Linked DNA regions of Homo sapiens: region 2 is linked to region 1. The links are chromatin loops, found by intact Hi-C in ENCODE. Cell type or tissue: natural killer cell. All regions are shown on one strand. Links, peaks and the distances in the headings refer to the core of each region. The heading gives the core; the rest is flanking DNA.

Region 1 (4,405 bases), core at 166-4,165:
CAGCTCACTGCAACCTCCACCACCCAGGTTCAAGCTGTTCTCCCACCTCAGCCTCCCAAGTAGCTGGGATTACAGGTGCATGCCACCATGCCCGGCTAATTTTTGTATCTTTTTTTAGCAAAGATGGGGTTTCACCATGTTGGCCCAGCTGGTCTTGAACTCCTGACCTTGTGATCTGCCCGCCTCGGGCTCCCTACGTGCTGGGATTACAGGGGTGAGCCACTGCACAAAGCCAACAAATACTCTTAAAATAAATTTATGCCACAAATTTGTCCTATTTTTCAAAAATTCTGAAAGCGCTGTTCAAAAAGCAAATATATTTCTTATGATATTTCCAAAAACTTGCTTGTTTGGAAGTTCAAGAGACAGAAAAATCTTTATTGGGAGTCAACAATTATTTTTCAGTGAAATGCTTGCCATTGGTGGCTCAGCCTGGTTTGGAGGTATCTGTGCCCTCTTGATTAGGGCCGTCAAGTCTCTGCAGCAGCATGTACTTCCCCTTGTTGTTTATCAGTTGTGAAGCCGTAAAGTCACTTTCCGCTTCAACTACAACTTGGAGGAGGTCACATTTATATTTCTCAGCTTGAGTGGAAGAGGGATTCCACCCTTCTAAGTATTTCTTTTTTTATTCATGGTCAGATTTACCCTCTGCTAAACACAGCTGGCAAAAATCCACAAAGCTGAAAACTACTTGATTATATTAAGGGAAAAAAAGAGAAGTATTTTCTGTAGCAGAATGTTTCAATTTTCTTCTTTACTGTTTGAAAAATAAACTCCAGCTGTTGTGAAATAGGGGAAAAAAGAAAAATAAATACAATGATTTTAGCTGTATAACTTGGTTCATGTGATCTCAGAGCAGGTTTTCTAAAAATACTGATCTACCTTCAGGATCAGAACTATTTAGTATTTGCTGATATTTAGATTCCTGATTCATACCATTTCTCCCTCTCTTTTTTTTTTTTTTTTTTTTTTTTTTTAATAGAGATGGGCTCTCACTGTGTTGCCCAGGCTGGTCTTGAACTCCTGGGCTCAAGTGATCCTCCTGTCTCAGCCTCCCAATGTGCTGGAAATACAGGTGTGAAACACTGTGCCAGGCCCAAACCACTTCTCATTTGAGTTAGAATATCTGTAGAGTAGAGGCTCTGTATTGTTTCATGCATTCCACAACTTCTGTTATGCTAATTTATGCTAATTACTGAGAAATTTTGTCCAAAATCTCCCAACTGCCTATAATCCAAATTCCATGATTCATATTACAAAATTAATTGAAAACTAGTCCTAGCACTTTTAAAATCAGTTTCCCTTTCACCTTATTTATTTAACAAAAACATACATAGCACTTACCTTATGCCAGTCACTGTTCCAGGCACTTTACAAATGTTAACTTACTTCCCATATAAACATTATTTTCTTCACTATATAGATAAAGGAAGTAAAGTACAGGAACAATTTAGGTCACACGACTAAAGAGAAGTCAGTATAACGAGCGTGAATTTCCAACATTTTGGTTTCAGAGTATTTTCCTTTCCCTCCACAATTATGCTATTTTATTGCTCTAAACTTTGCATATTGAATATACAGGTTTTTGTCAAACTTGATGTGGGTCTGTCTTTAGGAGATTTTCTTTACTCTGTTGTTTCTTCTTGGGAATCAGACATGGTAATTCTGATTGCTTTTTTAAAAAAATATGAAATATAATTTCATTTCCCTGATGCATCCTTTTTCAATCACTTTCTACCTTCATCTCCAGTGATGTAGGTTCTTCCTTTCTAAAGAAGAAATAAAACACATCCCTTCATCTTTCACAGAGTAATATTTCATCATATTTTAAATAAGGGAAGTGGTTCCTGTTCACCTATATCACAAGTGATAGTATTTTAGGAAATACTTGGAGAAACCATAAAATAAAATATCAATAGAAGATGACTTAAGGATAAAATCCAATATTTACTGAGAGATTACCATGTACCAGATATTATACTGAGTATCATTTTTCATATGTTAAGCATATCATGGCCTCTTAATGACCCTATGTATTGGGTGCCAATAGCATTACTTTATACCATTGAGGACACTGAGGCACAGTAAGGTTAAGAATAAAAGAGGCTAAGAACTAGTATTCGAACCCAGGCAGTCTGATGTTAGAGGACAAGAATATAACTTCAGCATTCTATTATTTTCAGTGGGAGATAAAAAGGAGGCAATGTTTTTGTGTCAGAGTTTATATTTAATCTTCTGGCTGGGTTTGGTGGGAATTCACAGTAAGGCCAAGACTGCACAATGAACCTTATCAGGCAAATAAAAGATAGGAAAGTAAAAAGGAAAATGTGTGTGTTCTCTATTAAAGTAAATGATATCTTATATCTTCAGATATGTGTATGTTCTCTATTAAAGTTAAATGATATCTTATGCCTTCAGATGTACACCATTACATGTGTAAGTATGAATCAGAGATACTTAGTGCAAATAAGTACCACTTATGAATAATTTTCAGGCCACTTGACATTAGGTAATAAAAACCTTCTCTGCCAATTATCATCTAAATATATTAAGCTTTTTTGAAGAAGGGTTCAGACATATATATTTATGCATATTTGATATGCACAGGAGGCAGAGAAATACTGGGTAGAAGAAGGTGGTTCCCAGTAAGGGCCACACCCTCAAGCGTGGAACAATGCCCCAAAGTGAGAACATGCATTCCTGTTTTCCTACTTGAATGTTGCTTTTTGGCCCATCCCACCCCCCATTCTGTACCCATAAAAACCCTAGGCTCCACTGGCAGAGGGGCACCAGCACAACAGAGTGGAAAAGTGGAGGAGAAGAGAGGGAGAGTGGAGAAAAAGCAGCCAGACATTGGAGAGAACCATCTTGACTTCAGAGGAATGGCTTGACAGTGAGACTTTGGAGAAGAGTTTGACTGCAGACTGCCGAACTCCAGGAAAGACCACCTTTGCACTCCATTCCCTTTCCAGCTCCCCATCCCACTGAGAGCCATTTCCACTGCTCAATAAAATCCTACACATTCGCCACCCTTCAGTCCATTCATGTGTCCTGGATGCCAGGACAAGAACTCAGATACCAAGATGGAGGGTGCAAAAGGCTGTCACCCTGACCCTCCACTGAGCTGTTAAACACTGAAACCATCTGTGGATGGCAAAGCTAATACATGCTGGGTGTTTGGGGTCATGGGTATCCCTCTAGATGCTGCTGCAGGGCCACTTGGAGTTCATCCTGGCTGCTGCACTCACTCACCTGCGTGTTCCCGTTCCCATGAGGGGTTGAGAGCTGTGGACTGCGTAAATGAGTCAACCTCTTCACAAGTACCATGAAGGGGTCCATAGAACTACCCTGTTTTATCTTCATATTCACAAACACAGTCAAACACACATACATATATTTCTGTTTCATAAACAAACAAACCAGAGGCGCTTATGTCCATTACACTTTTCAATCACAGCTATTAAAATGTCATACTGGTTGCAATTTAGAAAAGGACAAATAGTAGTCTTGTTTTCTAGCTCTATATCTCAAGATACATATTAAATAATTATACATATTAAATAATAAAGAGAACGGAGATTCAAAAAGGGCTATGACCAGATGTTAATCTAATTAAAATAACAAATGTGGAAAAGGAGGCATACTTCAAGTAAAAATTGTTCAACATTAAAAGTTGTATGGAGGCCGGGTGCAGTGGCTCATGCCTATAATCCCAGCGCTTTGGGAGGCCGAGGTGGGTGGATCACGAGGTTAGGAGATCAAGGCCATCCTGGCCAACACAGAGAAACCCTGTCTCTACTAAAATACCAAAAAAAATTAGCCGGGTGTGGTGGCATGTGCCTGTAGTCCCAGCTACTCGGGAGGCTGAGGCAAGGGAATCCCTTGAACCTGGGAGGCGGAGCTTGCAGTGAGCTGAGATTGCACCACTTCATTCCAGCCTGGTGAAGAGTGAGACTCTGTTTCAAACAAAACAAAACAAAACAAAACAAAACAACAAAAGATGATGGACGATGTGGCTCTGAGATACAGTGAAGCAGAAAAAGCAAGTTGATCTCTCTGAAGTTAATATGGTACAATCAACTCAAACACTAGGCAGGCAGTTAGATTGAATGTCTTTTAAAAAATTAAAACATATAGTATATTGCTTTTTTCCATGAATACAAGAAATAACACAGTGTAAAATCAGGAGTTCTCATCTCAGAGCACAGCTCAACCCACTGAAGGTTCTCACAGGTGCAGATTTGTTTTAATTGAAAAACAAAAATGTATATATATCTCTTCTGTGCAACATTGTTGTTTTGAAATATGTATACATTATGGAATGCCCAAAGGGTCTGGGGGTGTGGGAAGATATTGGTTAAATGATACAAAATTTCTGTTAGGAGGAATAAGTTCAAGTGATTTA
Region 2 (4,405 bases), core at 76-4,075, 170 kb before region 1:
TACATGAAACACCTCCATTATACACAAATAGGATGCATAATCATACACTGATTGACAGTGTAACATCAGTAGGTCTGAACTCTGACTTAAGCAACCTGGGCACTTAAACTGTGTGTACCCTACAATATTATTTAAATTATCCCTATATACCCAAGCTGCATAACTGCAATTCTTTTTTTAATACAGGTTTTCTCTCTGTTGCCCAGGCTGGAGTACAGTAGCATGATCACAGCTCACTGCAACTTTGACTCCCTGGGCTGAAGCAATCCTCCCACTTCAGCCTCTTAAAGAGGTGGGATTATAGGCAGGAGGCCACGCCCAGCCCATAACTGCAATATTGATGGGCTAGATTGAATTATTTAATTATCCTATTTTTAAAAATTGAGTTCTATTTTTAATATAGCAGTGTAAACTACCCATTTGTGAGCACCTGTTAGAATATGAGCTCCACAAGGACAGAGACCAATATTTCTCTCACACTGGCATGTATTAGACACTGAATAGGCATAAAATAAACATAAAAAGTTATATGTCTCAACTTTTTTAAGAGAATGTAATGAAATTTCAATATTTTGTATGTTTATACAAAAAAAAATTAAATTTTACACTAACAACTGATTTCATGGGAGGCAAATTATCAAATAACCACTGATTATTTCTGTGGTTAAAAATTACTTTTCTCTAAATTTAGTTACCTATAACTTGTTGATAAAAGTAGAAGTTGTAATATAGTTCATGCTCAAGTGAAGGTCAGTCAGTTAGAACTTGGCTGTTCAATTATGTGGGGAGTAAAAACAATGTATGCCAATAAAGCTACTGGTAAGATTCAGCAAAAGATGTAACTATCACTCCATTCATGAGAGCAGCACACAACATTTCTTCTGTATAAGATTTTCCACCCTCTATCCATCTTGCCGTTTATTCTTCAGCTCTGTGATTTAGACAAAGTGTTCGATACAACCAGCAGAGCCTGAGGACATCAGAAGGCATGAAGGAAATATTGTTTATACCCAAGTAATCAAGAGTGCAATGGAGGTGAGGGTTGTTATTATAAAGGGTTTGGAAACCTCTTTGTGAAAAGACCAAAAATAAGCTGCCAGAGGAGTGTGTGACAGCGATATGAGCTATTCATTGTTAGTGGTCTCGGACTTTCCCTACTCCCTCCCTTCCTTCTTCTTGGGCAATTCAGTTTCCCCCAGCCTTATTGCTGGTGTGTTTGCATCCTCAGTCTTGTCTACAAGAACTCCTACACTTCCCACAGTCTCTAAGGTCTCTGTTTTCTGCTATTTTTTTCTTTTTTTACATTAAAAAAAGGATTATGGCTCCTTTCCCTTATACTTTTCCAGTTTCTGTGTAGCAAAAGACTGGGAGAAACTGGATTTACTATAAACAGCTAGTAGCTTCAGAGATAATTTAAAAGAATTATTAATTTAACTAAAAAAGAGATTGAGTGATTTAAGGTAAGTTATTACAAAAATCAAAAATTTTTTTTTTCAGCTATCTCCTAAGATAGCTCCCAAGGACCAGAACAATTATACTCATCATTATACAAAAATGACTGAAGAATGCCTTGTGATTCACATAATACTGTTGCAATCAGCTTAGCCCTTAGTTCAGCTAGGACCAAGTTCTTGTCCTATGACCAAGAAGAATGAGGTACGTGGATACTGGAGAGTGAGTAGAGTAGGATTTATTAGCAAAAGGAAAGCTCTCAGCAAAGAGAGAGGGCCTGACAGCAAGTTTCCAGAAATGGGGTGGAGTTCTGGGTCTTTTATGTGGCAGAAGCCAGGAAGCCTTCTGTGGGTTTTGCCCAAATGGGAGGAGTAAACTTTCCTCCTAGGGGTGTTGCATCTGCACATGCCTGGGCTTGGCCAGAGTGACTCCACCTTGGTTATTACCTATGAGTGCCTAAGTGAAACCTATGGGTCGGGGGATAAAACCACAATGCTAATATCATGTTAATGACATTATAACCAGCTGGGTCACCTTAAGGACATTTAGGTTGATTTACTGAGCCTGTACCTAAGTTGTGACAGTTCCTTCTGAGCAACATCCTGGCACAAGAAGTTCTTAGCCACATTTCTTCCTGTTAGCTGCAGAGGGGGTGTAGGTGCTATCTTGTGGTTGTTCCTGTGAACACTGCCCTTCTCTGTCCTTCTCCCGAGACCCTCTCTCTCTATCTGCCTAACCAGCCCCTAACTGCGTCCTCTCTCAATACTTTCTTCTTCATCCAGAATCTCTCCTCTTTTAAATAATCAACAAACAGAAAGAAGACTCAACTTGGCTGTGATATTCCACCGTAAGAATATCCAGGTCTAATCCATACACAATTAAATCCTTGCATTTACTTTTCCCAACAATATTTTGTTTTGGAATCATCTGTGAAATATTCTCCCTTGCCATAGAAATCAATAAGACTCATTTTGCTTTATTCATAGATTTATTTACTTCAGATGGGAACTTTCTAAATTAGTAATGATTAACGAATTATAGACTATATTTCTATAACTAAGCAGATATTTTACATGTGAGAAAATTTTAGAATTTGCCTAAAGACACTTATAATAAGAGTTTCAAGAAAAGGTAAGGTTTCAGTTAAAGTTTCTATAGCATGGCTGAAATGTGATTAAGACAGTCTTAGTTGAGGCCGGCCCCTGACAAATGAGAAGAGAGGGGAAGTACATGTTAAGAAGAACCAAATACAATATTTTTAGTAACACACATGGATCTACTTTTTTTTCCAGAATATATCCTAAAACAAGAACTTCAAAAGACCCAGCTTGTGCTGTAACTCAAGTTTCTAATCAATACTTTTAGATAGGCAGGAATAAAAAATTCTCTTTATGGGTACAATATTTGGTTCCACGTTCCTCTAGCGAGGAATTTTACCCCACATATATGAAACCTATGAAAGTAGAAGCATACCTTATAAACTCCTCTGATGTTTTATTATGAAGAATTTTGTGCTGACTCAACTAAGATCAGTAAATCAGTTACTTGATATTTCAGGATTATGAGTTTGTTTATTTTTTTATTTTTTTCTGTGGGAAAATACTCAAGAAAAGAATATATTTTATTATTTTGGGAGAAGAAAAGAGATATTAAGTGACTTGGAGCTAGCTTTCTGGTAAGGGTGAGCTAAAATCGCTATTAAAGAAATAAGTGCACATGAGACAAATGTTCTTTTAAAAATCACATTGTGACATTCAAATTGATGTAAATATCTTCTTTTGAGAAATGTATATCAAATATGTCAGAGGAAATCAGTGCATTAACTACTATTAATTGCATTTAACATTTTATTCTAAAAATATTATTTACATAAGAAGTTATTTTTAAAGTGACTTTTAGTCACTTTAGACTTTAAGTAAAATGGTAAATTATGATGTACAGAAAATTCAGATTGATTTCTCTCTTTGAATTATGTACATTAAAGGATACCTCTGTAATTGTCAGGATTTAATTTATTACATCGAAGTAGATTTCCATTGGATTAACCTTTCATTTTAAAACATGCTGCTTGATTATCATGGCTATTATTTTTAATTGTGAAGAGTAGATCTTATGATTACCGGTTTTACATAAACAATCCCTGCTTGTAAACAAAACAAAACTTTGTGCTTATATTGTAAAATGACGCACTCATACTACAGTTGAAAAATGAAGAAATATTATAAGTGCTAAAAATTACTTGCATTTTGTAGCCTAGAAGGCAATATGCAATTTTCAGCTTAGTATTGATGTCACAGAATATTTATTAAAACATTCTATAAACTGATGAAATAAAATGATAAATATATAAAAATTAGTATGAAATATTTTTCAGACATATTAGCAATGACTCAGAAAAACTTTTAAACTATATTTTTAAAATAGCTATGTTCATTTGTGTGAGAAAACTTTAAAAATCATATACTATTTCACTATTTCACTATCATATACTATTTCACAAGAGGTAACATTAGTAAAAATTGTGTTTTAACTTATGCTAAGAAGTTAACCACAACATCAAAGTAGTACTTTAATTTTAAAATTCTAACACATAGTAAAAACATAGAAATTATTATTACATTTATTCTTCCAATAATTTACAGATGTTCTAATATTATTTTCAAAAATATTAAATGGCATGAGGATATTTTCTTTCTATAATGCTAAAAGAATGCATCATAACTCAAAACTATATATTGACTATGTTATAACTTGTGTGTGGGTAATTTTAAATAGAAATTTAAGCAAAATCTGGGAAACGCGTGTTTATAGTGTTTAATTTTTAGTAATGTTATTTGGAGTGACTTCCCATTGTCTCCTTGTTTTGTATGTATGTTCTGAATAAATCAATTATTTACATTTAACATAAATGAATCACCTATTCAGTTAAAAATAAAGTGTGCTTTAGATATAG

The links. Hi-C counts contacts between places; a loop is a spot of excess contacts. Peaks named below come from ENCODE experiments on the same cell type or tissue, not always from the same donor. Only the 100,000 strongest peaks of a DNase experiment are listed, where the experiment ranks them.
Region 2: it touches region 1 in a loop (2.2-fold over the local background); 1 of 110 quality-filtered maps calls a loop at or near these places.

What each region holds. Positions count from the first base shown.
Region 1 is chr13:88,452,502-88,456,906 of GRCh38, reverse strand. No RefSeq gene overlaps it. Among named protein-coding and RNA genes, the nearest start is that of LINC00433, 86 kb to the left of the region's middle. In natural killer cell, for the core only: no CTCF peak of the experiment used is centred there; no DNase peak of the experiment used is centred there.
Region 2 is chr13:88,620,113-88,624,517 of GRCh38, reverse strand. No RefSeq gene overlaps it. Among named protein-coding and RNA genes, the nearest start is that of LINC00560, 4.5 kb to the left of the region's middle. In natural killer cell, for the core only: no CTCF peak of the experiment used is centred there; a DNase peak (open chromatin) is centred at 1,947; H3K4me3 peaks cover 308 bases; H3K27ac peaks cover 2,840 bases.